Linked DNA regions of Homo sapiens: region 2 is linked to region 1. Evidence: chromatin contacts called from ENCODE Hi-C or POLR2A ChIA-PET data. All regions are on one chromosome and are shown on one strand. Each heading gives the region's core, a stretch centred on a gene start or an enhancer-like site at or near the end of the contact. The rest is flanking DNA. Distances are from core to core; before and after follow the strand shown.

Evidence for each region. Hi-C counts contacts between places; a loop is a spot of excess contacts on that map. ChIA-PET counts read pairs that join two places held with the same protein, here RNA polymerase II (POLR2A). Pooled maps may share reads with other maps.
Region 2: a map of PC-9 shows a loop between it and region 1 (4-fold over the local background). The contact joins two enhancer-like sites. A Hi-C loop is called at or near these places in 1 of 168 maps with a recorded cell type or tissue (PC-9) and 3 of 50 pooled maps. POLR2A ChIA-PET finds 5 or more read pairs at or near these places in 4 of 52 experiments (GM12878, H1, K562 and 1 more).

The regions. Positions count from the first base shown.
Region 1 is chrX:153,705,987-153,713,238 of GRCh38, forward strand. All of the region lies in intron 4 of BCAP31 (B cell receptor associated protein 31), which reads right to left. Among named protein-coding and RNA genes, the nearest start is that of BCAP31, 15 kb to the right of the region's middle. RefSeq lists enhancers at 940-1,440, 2,428-2,722. Within about 2 kb of position 2,550, at least 3 of the 41 ENCODE cell types and tissues checked have a DNase peak (open chromatin) inside an H3K27ac peak, as active enhancers do.
Region 2 is chrX:153,951,553-153,957,112 of GRCh38, forward strand. It overlaps HCFC1 (host cell factor C1), which reads right to left. Exons shown (of 26, transcript NM_005334.3): 14 at 5,366-5,508; 15 at 5,073-5,211; 16 at 4,639-4,859; 17 at 2,514-3,990; 18 at 2,055-2,218; 19 at 962-1,406; 20 at 289-606; 21 at 37-155. Among named protein-coding and RNA genes, the nearest start is that of RENBP, 9.7 kb to the left of the region's middle. RefSeq lists an enhancer at 1,901-2,140. Within about 2 kb of position 1,944, at least 10 of the 41 ENCODE cell types and tissues checked have a DNase peak (open chromatin) inside an H3K27ac peak, as active enhancers do.

The sequences.
Region 1 (7,252 bases), core at 1,300-3,799:
TCCCGGCTATTGAGAACCAGGGCTTCCAAGATAGGCCAGGGCATACACAAAGTCCAGCGCAAGATCCACGCTGTGTGTGTCCGAAAGCCTGGCCCTGCTCAGCCCCAGCCCAGGCCTTCAGTTCCCAGCCTTGAGACAGTCTGGGGCTCCCCTCTGCCAGGCCCCGGTTCCCCTTCCTCTTGCCAACCCTCACAGGCGCTCCCCACCCCCACAGCACCCCGGGCATACTCCTCCCACTGCACCCCCAGCCCGATAGTTCTTTTTCACACCTTCTAGGTCCTCTCTCTTCCTGCTGGATGACCCGGGATCATTCTCCCCCCAGGAACCTCACCTTCAACTGCCTCCTTCCTGGAGTCACCCTGCCCAAGCCCCTGGTCTTTTCCCTCCCATATATTCCTCAACCTAGGCTGGCCAAGGCCTGCCCTTCCAAGCCAGCAGCAGGGCCACCAGTGGCCTCCTAACCGCCCAGGCCGGAGGTCACCCTGAACTCCTTGCTCTGCTGCTAAGTTACCCTCCTGAGGTCCCCTCGCAACACCCTCCTCCCACTGTTATTCTGCTCCCTCTGGGGTCTGCACTCTTCAGCTGACACCCTATACCTTCCTCCCAGCCACTCTTATCCCCGAAAGGGTTTTCTCTGTGGCCCAGACTCATACCTAACCTCCTGCTAAACATTGGCTCCTGGATGTCCCCAGAGACATTCTAGACTCAGCTTGTCCAAAACGGGCCTTCCCTTGTCCTGCCTGACCTGACCACCTCGTGTAGCCCCTGCTGTAGTGGTGGGCAGGCAAACCGCCTTGGACTCAGCCCTCTTGGCCCCCAGCCCAAGCCACAACCCAGCACTTTCCATGTCAACTGCAAACATGCCCACCATCATCCCCACTGCTGGCGCCTCCTCCCTATCTGCTGCCATACGGCTTTCCCATCCACCTCCCAGAGCAAGGCAAATCCGACCATGTCAGCCCTCTGCTTAAGCCACCTGCTGCCAGCACGCATGCCCTCAGTGAGCTCTCCTCCTTCACTAACCACGTGGCCCCCTGCTCTAGTAACACCTAACCCCTCACCATTCCTGGAACACGCCTGGCTCTGTGTGGCAGTTCTCCAGGCCGGAATGTCCTCTCGACCCAGCTCAATCCTCACCTCCCCCCAGAAACCCTTTTGGATCTCCCACCCCATCAGAGGGACGCCTTCTGGGGGCTCCTGCAGCAGCCCCCCAGGCACCCGCATGTAACTACCTCATTCTCTGTTCTCTGCGTGGCTGCCATCCGTTTATATGGCTGCCCTACCAGGCTATGAAGGTCTTTAGGCTGGGCACTGTGCCTTCATCTCTGCACTCCCATACCTGGCACACTGAAAAGGGGTCTTCCGCCCACTCCAGCAAGTATAGCTAAAAAAAAAAAGGGGGGGAGGGCGCGGGGCTGGGCTTCCAGATGACTGGATCCCACTCCCAGGAGAGGAAATGCTCCCTGACAGGTGAGGGGACAGATTTGAGGCTGCACGTAAGGCTGGACAGAATCTCCCTGGGCCTAGACTGCACCTGTGTTCACCTGGGAGCCTGGCACCAAGAGGGGCAGAGGCAGACACAGAGCTGCTCAGTCTAGCAACAGAGGAGACAGAAGACAGGAGTGGGAAGGCGCCGTCTCAGACCCGTTCTGATGGGCAAGCCAGGCTCATGGCTGCAGGGGGAAAAAACATTCACTGCCGCGACCTGAAGGCACAACCCAGAGCTCCAGCCTCTGCATCCTCACACCCTCAACCCCCACCCAGGGCCCAAGCAATGCAGACCAGGTCCTCTCTGATCACTGGCATTTTTCAGCCTGGGAGCCAGCCTTCTAGAACATTTTCCCGCTCCCTCACACTGGGTCACTCAGGCACGTTAACGTGCGCTTGTCTGTTCCCTTGTAGCTTCCCAGGCCCCCAGGACAGGGCACGAACATGGCCTTTAGCTTCTGCCTCTGCTGGATCTCCCAAGTAGTCTTACCCGAATCACTGTTCTTAGCTATTCATTTCCAGAAAACAGGAAAGAACCTAAGAGCCAAAGGCAACTCCTACAGATACAGGGTGGTCACCAATAGAATGGCCTGGGGTCCAAAAAAAGGCCAGTGAACGAAACTTAACAGAATCCAGATGTGGCCTTGGAAGACACATGGCAGCCCCAATGCCTCAATCTGACTGGGCTTTCTTGATAGAATGTTGTTGGACACTGAGCAGGGCTATCGTGCTTTTATAAAAGGTTGAGTAAACCAGAGAAGGCAGGAGAAACAGAACCTCTCCACAGACTAGAGAAACAGGGCCAACCATATCAAATGGAGAGAGCCATGGCTCATAAGCACTTTTCAGCAGCCCTGTCTTCCCCCATGAGCAAGGGGAAGAGGACACGGGCTTAATAGGAAATGGAGAAGGAGCAAGTCCCGACCAAAAGATTCCATGCTGTGGCCACCCCCGGCCCGCCCTGCTGACGGGTTTCAGGCGAGTCAAGTCATTCAACCCCCAGCCCCTGCATACACATGGTGTTCACATAAGCTCACTCCTCAGCCCCCAGCCGGCAGAAAGCCGGTGTCCCAGCGCCACCTGCTGACTTTCCAGGCCTACCGCAGGGTGGCCAGTGGACTCTGGGTGAACACGCCCCAGCTGTGGAAGAAAAAAAATGAGGCAGCGCCCAGGCAAGGAAGCAAGTCAGGTGACGCCTCAGGAAGGCTTCAGTGAAGAAGAATGACTAACACCAGGGCTTCCACTGCCCTCAGCGACTCTTACCCACCAGTCTGGAATCAGGAAAACAGGTTACAACTGGGAGAGTCACCTAGAGCAGACCCGAGAAGGCTGCCCCAAAGGGCTGCCCCAAGTCCATTTTGGTACAGCTGCGTGGCCTTCCCTGTAGCCTCCCAGCACACAGACGCTGGAGAAGACGGGAAGAGGAGGGCTAGAGCTGGGGGAAATGGAGGCCGTTTCAAATGAGAACATGACTTGTGGCAGCTCCAGCCCACGACCCAGATGGAGCTCACCCATCCTGAGGACAGTGCACTAAGCGCAGGGCAAAGGGGCAGGTGTGGGTCTGGCCTGTCCTCCCTTCTTCTTGAGAACAAGTGACACAGACCAGCTGGGTTTCTGGGGTTTTGCTGTGTATCTTTTTTAAAACCAGCTATCTGAGGGGTTTGGGGTAAGCTGGAGGGTAGAGAGCAACCGACTGAGGTAAGACAACTTAGGCAAAGGTAGTCTGTGATTAGATGACTCAACCTAAAAAAGAAGAAAAAGCAGCTCAGCAGAGAAGCACGGGCAGCTCCATCTGGGCTAATGGCAGCGATGGGATTCTACCCTGGAGGGGTAAAGAGGAAACAAAAGATGCCTGTGGATCAAGTTCAGGTCAGCAAAAATTCAGGGGGCTTCCACACAAACAGGGGCCTTCCTGCGACTGGCTGCTAACCAGCACTTTGGGCCTAACCTTGACCGTCATTTAAGCTGAGTAAGGCAGAGAAGGCAGTGCAGGTCCTCTGAACACACAAACCCCAGCCCAGAGGGAGCTGCCGTCCCCAACACACTCCAAGACTCAAGAGGGCCTCTCGCTAGCTGTGCCCCCGAAGTGCAAGGTTGGCAGGAAGGGAACAGGAGCGACTGCCGGAGTCTTCCACAAGTGGAAACCAGTGGCTCATCCAGTGTGGTCCCCTGGAGGTGGCCCCGATGGACCCGCCTTCACAAACTGTCATAGCTCCTAAGACCTGAAAAGCTGGGCTTCTTGGCTAAAAAGCCCAACAAGTTCAACCCAGGCACGCACCTAAAGCTGTCGCCGTCAGCCCGGGACAGCCCATTCAGTCACCAAATGTTTCAGCGCCCTTCATATGTGCCAGGCCCTTGGCACTGAGCTGAACAGTCTGAAGGGGAAGAGCCCAGGTTTTCCACGATGGGCAACCCTGCCAAGTGCCACACCTCAGAGCTGCGTGTGCAGGCTGCCCTGGGACCCGAGGACAGCGCTATGGGTCAGCCGGGAACATGGTGTGGGCCCCTCGGAACAGGCTCCACAGGGAAGCCTCGGAGATTCACGAAGAGGAGGTGCCGGCTGGGCCGGCAGCTGGAGGGGGTGTTCCGCACAGAGGTCCCCAAAATGCTCAGAGAATCGAGTTGGGGGAGAGCATGTGTTACGTGAGGCTCTCCCATGAGACCCACATGACTGCTTCATGACAGGGGGAGGCCGAAGCAGAGACTGTGGGGGAGCCGCGTCCTGGAGGATCCATGTGATAGCGAGCCACTGGAAGTGGGGTGCACAGGCCAAAGGGGGGAAGGCAGGTGGCAGGGAGCCCGCTTGGTCTATACGGGATGGTGGTGGCCCCACCACAGCAGTGGTCCCAAGGGTTGTGAGAGAGAGGCTTAGGAGGTGACATCTACAGGCTGTTTCATGGGTGGAGTCCAGCTCTGCAGGCTGAAGACTTCTGGAGGTTGGCTACTTGACACCGTGAAAGCGCCTCACCCTGCTGGGCCACACACTGAGAAATGGCCACGATGGTTGGGCAGTCACATGGGACAAGAAGAAAGGGCAGAGCAGCCCCAGGCTTCTGGGTCAAGTGACAGGACTGAGACAGTAGTGGCAGAGGCAGGACAAAAGCTCAGAAGGCTTTGGCTGGGAAGCTGGGACTCTCCCACTGCTATCCCAGGCAGCAGCAGCAGACTATGGGGGGCCAAGGGTACAGACTTGCTTCTAGGTGTGATGTTTCCTTTCAGGCCAGGCCCCCTTTCCCAATTACAAAGGCTACTCGGGAGCTCTCAGGCTAACCTCCTATGTGTTCTGAGCCCAGTCCCGCTGAAAACTAGTGCCAAGCACCAGGCCTTCTCCAGAATGTGCTCCCCTCCTTGGCCACTAACCTGCTCACATCCTCCTTCTTGATCTTGCTTCCCTCTTCCTTCTGCTCCCCGATCTTCTATCGCTCTGCTGGAGGCTGGAATCCATCCTGCCAGCACATTCCCTTTGCCCTGGCCTCAATGCCTCTGAAGCCAGCAACCCAAGCTCGACTGCCCGGAAGCACCCTATCCTGCTCATCTGCCAGGCCTCCCCTGCTCAACCCTGCTCTCCCTGTCCCCTCCTTTCCTTGCTGCCCCCAGGCCTGGCCAGAAGTCCCACTCTGCAACCAGCCCTCACACCTAGCACGATAGTGTTACTCCATGGGCAGCCAGAGCTCCCTTTCCAGCAGGGGGCTGCGTCCTCGATTCCGCAAGTCCACAGCAGAACCAAGATCATCTCAGACTCCCAGAGACTGGAAAAGCCTGCTGATTCAACTCCACCTGGGCCTCTCAGCTCTGTCCCCTCCACCCCACTTCTACTACCACTGTACCACTGCCCCCGTTCAGGTTCCCAGCAAGTCTCACTGACAACCTCCAACTTGGTCTCCCCACTTCAGGCTCTCCTGCTCCACTCCAACCCATACACCCTTGCAAAATGTTAATCCACACAGGTGACTGCATGCCAGCAGTACTGGAATACCCACTAGGCAGGCTCTCTACCACGCAGAAAAGTTGCATACGAAGTCTGGAACCCTTAACTCCTAACCATCTAACCTGCTCGGGCCATGAGTACCTGCTCGCGCCATGAGTACCTGCTCGCGTTCAAGAACTGAGCCTCTCAGTGGGACATAAAGAACATGGAAAGAAAGAGAGGTGGGTGTGGTGGCTCATGCCTGTATTCCCAGCACTTTGGGAGGCCGAGGTGGGCAGATCACATGAGGCCAGGAGTCAGAGACGACCAGCCTGGCCAACAGGGCAAAACCGTCTCTACTAAAAATACAAAAATTAGCCAGGCGTGGTGGCATGTGCCTGTAGTCCCAGCTACTTGGGAGGCTGAGGCATGAGAACTGCTTGAACCCAGGAGGAGGAGGCTGCAGTAAGCCAAGACTGTGCCACTGCACTCCGGCCTCAGCGACACAGAGAGACTCTGTCTCAAAAAAAAAAAAAAAAGAAAGAAAGAAAGAAAAAGAAAAAGAAAAAAATCAACAGCAACAAAAAAGAAAGAGACAGATAATAGGAGTGGCATGGGTGCTCCAAGAGGATCAGGAGGCCCAAAGAAAGCTGACTAGCTGAGGCCACTGTTTATGACATCAGAAACAGAGCTGCAGGCTCGACATCCACCAATGAGGAATTGGGTAGACACTCAAGAACACTCAAGAACGCTGGAGAGGCCAGGCACAGTGGCTCATGCCTGTAATCCTAGCACTTTGGGAGGATGAGGTGGGAGGATTTCTTGAGCCCAGCAGTTTGAGATCAGCTTGGGCAACAGAGCAAGACTCTGTCTCTACAAAAAATTAAAAAATTAGCAGCACGTGGTGGCACATGCCTATAGTCCCAGCTACTCGGGAGGCTGAGGCAAAAGGGCGGGGCTGCAGTGAGCCATGATCACACCAATGCACTCCAGCCTGGGTGATGGAGCGAGACCTTGTCTCAAAAAAAATAAATAAATAAATAAATAAATAAATAAATATGCTGGAAACAGGTCAGTTGTCCCAGAAAAACATTCATGATAAACTGAGTAGAACACTCAAGTCACCAAGGGGCATTTAAAGCATGTGGTGCTTAAAAGCCCCGTGGTTAACTTTTTTTAAACACGGGAATGTTTTTAAAAAGCATGTGGAGGCTGGGCGTGGTGGCTCAGCTGCCGCACTCTCCCGTGTTCCCATCCAGTAGCCTGATCCAAAAAAGCCATGAGGTTGGTCTTGCGTGACTTCTTAGAAAAGGAAACGGTGATCCCAGAGATCAGTGTGGATTCACCAGTTGCCCATAAGCGATCTAGTTAATCATTTCTGGAATTTTGCCAGAAATATATACTCCTTGCTAGTCTAAGAGTTAAATCTAAGATGGTGGCTGTGACCCTAGAGGACCTTGGCTTTCTGTGTGATGCTCTTGTCCAGCCTTATGGCCACACAGCCCATTTGCAGCTTGCAGGAAACACTGAAAAAACAAAGCAGGCCAGGCGCGGTGGCTCACGCCTGTGATCCCAGCACTTTGGGAGGCTGAGGCAGGCAGATCACCTGAGCTCAGGAGTTTGAGACCAGCCTGGCCAACATGGTGAAACCCCGTCTCTACTAAAAATACAAAAAATTAGCAGGGCATGGTGGCGGGCGCCTGTAGTCCCAGCTACTTGGGAGGCTGAGACAGGAGAATGGCGTGAACCCGGGAGACAGAGCTTGCAGTGAGCCGAGATCGAGCCACTGCACTCCTGCCTGGGCGACAGAGTGAGACTCTGTCTCAAAAAAAAAGAGTGAGCCCCCTAAGGCTTCTA
Region 2 (5,560 bases), core at 694-3,193, 240 kb after region 1:
GCCACGGACTCAGGAGCCCCAACACACCCGACTCACCACACCCAGGGACTCGATGCCATTGGCCACTTCGGTCAGGGTAGCTGCAGCCTGCAGCTTGGCTGGGCTGGCCACCACAACCGGCTGGGGGGCCACAAATGTGTTGGATGGAGCCAGGCCTAGGAAGAAAGAAGGTGTCAGCGGGAAAGACTCGGGAAACCTGGCTCCCAAGTGAGACCGAGCCTCCCGTCCTGCCCTCACCTCCCTGGGTGCCCCCACCACCCCAGCACCAATTCGCCCTCAGTCGCTTACTCTCAGTGGCCGTTGAGGGCAGCAGCGCCACAGTGCTGGGGACCGTGCCGGCCAGCTCATTGAGGCAATTGCTCTCAATGGCTGGGTCGTTGAGACTGTCGGCAGGGGCCAGGGCCTCAGTGGGGAGGTGGTGATGCTGCTGCTGGGCCTGGGCCTCCTGCAGCTGCTGCTGCTGCACCAGGGCAGCCAGCTCCTGCTGTGTCAGCACAATGGGTATGGTGGTGGCCTGGCCCTCCTGACCCTCGGCCGACAGGTGCCCCAGCTCCGCCTGAGTCACGGTTGCTGCTGCCTCGGAGGTGTCCATGGGCTCGCCGGTGCCTGCTCCAGGGTCGAGAGAAACACTACTTACTAGGAAGGCTGGCCAGAAGCGGGCAGCCCGGGCGGAGGCCCCCAAAGCCTGTCCTAGAGACCCCGTCCACCTCCTACCGTGCTCCACTGTAGGCTAAGCCCTGGCCGAGGGGCCCTGCCTGTTTCCCAGGCGCTAACCCCAGCCAGCCTGTTCTACACGGCAGTCTCTACTACTTGGCCTGCCTGGGGTCCCCTGTGCTCGTCCTCCCCATCACATCTGGCTCATGCCACCCTCGAGGGAAATGGGCTCCTCTTCCCAGGCTGTCTCCGCGGCCTATTGCTCCCCCGAGCGGCCCGGCTTCCCCAGGGTTGCACCGGCACTCACCCATGACGGCCTGCTGCGCGGCCTGGAGCACCGCCTGGATGGCCAGGGCCTGGGCTTCCTCCGTGGCTGCGGCCTGGGCAGCTGCTTCTGCAGCAGCCGTCACTGCCAGCTCCTCGGGGGTGAGCCCCGTTACCATGAGGGTGGTGGTGCCAGCTTGGGCCTCGGCCATTAGCTCTTGGGGAAGTGATAACTGGTCTACTTCGGACTGTGTGGGTGGGGGTGGCTGGACCACCACAGTGGCCACCACCGCAGAGCCGGCAGACTCCTGGCCCGAAGATGGCTCCCCTGTGCTGCTCAGATCCACGGCGGCCGGGAGCTCAGGGGTCTGGGAGGCTGACAGGACCTCGGCGGACTCCCCCATCAGGGCTGTGGAAGCCGACTGCAGAAGCTGCCGTGGCGGCAGCTGCTGGCGAGGACCTGGCGACACCTGGAGTTCCTCTGGGGGCTGCAGGATGTCAACAGCAGAGAAGGGCATGTCAGAAGTTTCTGTGTTGGCTATGGTCACTGTTATTTTGGCCGGGATGGGGACTTCAGTAGTCAGAGCCCTTGGGGCAGTCTCAGTCATTGATGAGATCTTCTAGAAAGGGAGAGAAGCCCCTGTCAGAGGGGAGGAGAGGGGCCAGAGCCAGGCAGCAGGGCTGAGAAGCAAGCCAGCCCTCACCTTTCCTTGTGGGCCTAAGTTTTCATTCTTGATGGGCCAGCTCCAGCCCATGTTAAATAGGGAGGGGACAGTGGTTCTCTGACCAGCATGAGGAGAAAGGCCCTTGAGACCCCCGGTCAGGTTTAACCCGTCCTCAGTCACCCTGGCCTGGACAAATGGGCACTCAGACCCCCGCCATGTCTTATACAGGCTGCGGTGAAGTGACACGCGATGAGAACCAGTCCCAGAAATAAAAGCGCCCCAGAGATGCGGGGGACGGTGAGGCTCCTGCCTCCTGCCGCAGCAGGCACCGAGGCTGCCCTTTTATGGTCCGGAAAAGGGACCAGGAGCGGCCCCATGCCTGGTACAAGAGCGACATCTGGCGTCTGAGTGTGGAACTGCACGGGCGTAGGCCGGGAAGGCGGGGAAGAACACGGCCCCCTGGGCTCTTACCGGCACAGAGGGGCCCGGGACCGGTGTGGACTGCGTCACGGTGGTCACAGCCCGCGTCAGTGTGGAGGACACGGTTGTCGTGATGGCACTGGAGCTGGTGATGTTCACGCTGTCGCCCTGGGTGCTCTCCACCTCTCCCTGATCGCTGGCAGCAGGTGGGGGGTCTGTGGGGGCGACAGGCAGGCGGCTGCTCAGCAGGAGCCCCCCCGGCCTGTACTTGGCTTGACCACCACAGGCTTCCTCTACCACCAAGGGGAGGGCCAGATAAGGCAGGACAGGCTCCTGGAGACCTCTGTCTGCTTCAGGTACAGCCAGGACGCCCCAGCTCTCCCCACTGGTAAATTGGGTGCCAAGGAGCCTGACTGGTGGACTCTGGACGGACCCCCGCCATCGTTGTCTTGGCCTTTCAGCCTGGGGGGCTGGGAGACCATGAAAGCCAGGCTGGCCACCTTCACTTACCTTGGTTTGAACTCATGTTGGAAGTGACAGTGGTGGCCGTGTGAGTGGTGCCCGTCTCGTGGGTCTCACAGGGGGGGTTGGAGCACACCCTCTGTGTTGGGAAAGGAGCCAGCAGCGCGGTGCCAGCCTGGGGGGTGACGCTGGGTGCCGCCGCCACCTCTAGGCCAGACTCCACGGTCCTGTGGGAAGAAGTGGCGTCGGGAAGCAGGGCACCCACGCTGACCGACATGGTGGTGCCAGTGGAAGTGGTCTGGTGTGTCTCACAGGGGCGACCAGCAGGGGGCTGCTGCCCACCCTCGGGCTGGCCCGTGCCCCCGTTTGAAGTAGCGGTGGTGGCCGTGTGGGTGGTGCCCGTCTCGTGGGTCTCGCATGGCGGGTTGGAGCACACCCTCTGGGCGCTGCCTGCATTCGAGGTAGTGGCGGTGTTGGTGGTGCCTGTCTCGTGGGTCTCACATGGTGGGTTGGAGCAGACTTGGGTCACGGTGGCCGAGGGGCACAGCAGTGCCTCCAGGGCTGTCACAGTCACTGTGGTGCTGGGCGAGCCACCCTGGAGGCTCTCGCACACAGGTGCCATGCGGGGCTCCCCAGCACCCACGCTGGAACGGGTCATGGCAGCGGTGCTGACCGCATGGCTGTGGCGCCCCGCAGGAAGGTCCTTAATGCTTGGGCTGCTCAGCCTGACTTTGCTGCTCAGAGGGGCCAACTGCACAAAAGCAGGGCTGCGGCCCCCGGGCTCCCGTGCCATGCTCGGCCCAAGGAGTGGGCCGGCCGAGCACGGGGCCCCGGTGGCCATCACAGTCATGGTGGTGCTGGTCGCGCTGGTCTGGCGGGTTTGGCACTGGGACTTAGAGCCCTGGGCTGCCTCCAGCGCCCCAGTGGCCACACTGATCCGGATCACGGCAGGGGTGCCAGCTGCACAGGCCCGACGGGCATCTCGCTGGTGGTTGGCGCCGACGCTCGACATGGCTGTAGTGGCAGTGTTGGTGGTGCCCGTCTCGTGGGTCTCGCAGGGTGGGTTTGAGCAGCCATGCTGCCCGGCCATGTTGGAGGTGGCGGTGGTGGCGGTGTTGGTGGTGCCCGTCTCGTGGGTCTCGCAGGGCGGGTTCGAACAGACTCGGACCACGCTACCATTCTGCTGGCCCACAGTCGAGGTCACAAGAGAAGCAGCTGCCTCCTGTCTGTCACAGACGAACTGCACTTGGGTGGGCTGGGGGTGTCCCCCAAGGTTAGCCACAACAGTAGTGGTGGCCGTGTTGGTGGTGCCAGTCTCGTGGGTCTCACAGGGTGGGTTGGAGCACACCAAGGTGACAGTGCCAGGCTGCACATCACCCTGGCCTGAGTCGGCGATGGTAACTGTGGCGGTGGGCTGTTCTGTAGTCGGGGAGGCCAGAATGGACACAGGGAGGTCATGCACAGGCTGGGCCTCCACCCCACTAGGTGCCGTGATCAGAGTTACCTGGGTGGGCTGGGACACGGGCTGGGGAGACACACGAGGAGGAGAGTTAGTGCTGCAGCTGGCTGTCTGCCTGTCCCTCCCACTGTCCTGCACTGTCACCACACAGGCTGGGACCACTGACCACTTCTCAACGGCCCTGGCAGACGTAAGACCCACTCACCCCTGCCCCCAAGACACTGACTTGCTCAGAGGCCAGGGAAGAGGCACCACTTTGCCTCAAAGGCAACTGGGATGAGGAAGAGGCTGTGAGGACAGGGCAAGGGGAAGGCAGGAGGCTGGCTGAAGTCAAGTCCTTTGTCAGAGAATGGAAATCCCCCTCAATGCTCAAAGGCCAACAACAAACGTTTCACCGTTTTCCTTAATATGTATGAACAGAACACTGCACACACATGCAGACGAGCTGCGGCGTCCTGTAGAACACTGCGAGAGGAAGAACCCGGTGTTCAAACACCAGGCATGGCCAAACCATGACAGCCAAACCACGGACTATGACACAGGGACCATGTGACACCAGGGAAAATGCCCCAGGTGAGGAAAGGCCTGCCATGGCTGCACCCGGCAGCAGCGCAACACCAGGAAGGAAAGGCCTGTGGACGGACGGCGTGAGCCTCACGTGCTTCCACTTGTGTGGGGTCCCTCGCCCACACGTGGCCTCAGGCCCTGCCCTACCTGCATGGTGATGGTTGGGGTTGTGAGCCCGCCTGCCGCTGTCAGCGTGGTCTGTGCGGCCGACACAGTGATGGCAGTGGGGTTGATCACCTGGCTTGAGAGGGTGGCAATGGTGCCCAAGGTGGTGATGGGCGTGGCCAGGGAAGCACTAGTGCTGTGGCCCCCCGCCCCGGCAAGGCTGGTGGAGACGGTGCCTGTCACTGTGCCTAGGGTCGTGACACCTGAAGGAAAGGAGGCAAGAGTTGGGCCAAGGCTGCTGCTGTCTCCTTCCCAGCAGCTCCTCCTGCACAGGCTGGGGCACTCTGGAGCTGCTTGCATAGAAGGCTCGGGAGAGAGGAGCTGCTGTGCCACCCAGCTGTGCCATGGGGATTGAAGGCCAGCCCTGCTTCGTTATAATCTAGGGGTGGCAGGGGACCTGGCCTATGGGTACACACCTGTGGTGCCTTTCACAACCAACGTGGTGACGGCTGGCTTGACGGCGGAGACGGTGACGGGTGTGACCAGGCGAACACCCCCCATGGGCACAGTGCGGAGGATGGTGCCTGGCTGTCCCGGGGCCCCCTTAAGCACCACCTGGAACACCAGAGGAAAGTGCCACCAACGTCACCACCAGGCTGGTAGATGCCACCGATGCTGCCCCTCCCAGGCCTGTCGGGAGGACCTGCGTGGCGTGCTGGGGTGGACTGCACTAGGACACTGGGCTGAGAGACGGCTGGGAGTGCCTCACCTGGGTCACTCCCTGCTGCCCGTGGCCAGTGGCAATTTTGGGGACAGCAGTGATGATTTTCGCAGGTGCTCCAGTTCCTGAAGTCATCACCTTGGTGGTGATGATGGTGATGGGGGACTTGATGCCAGGACTGCTGGTCACACCTGGATGGGAGAGTGGGGCCCAGGGGAGACAGGCTCTGTGAGGGCTGCCCCT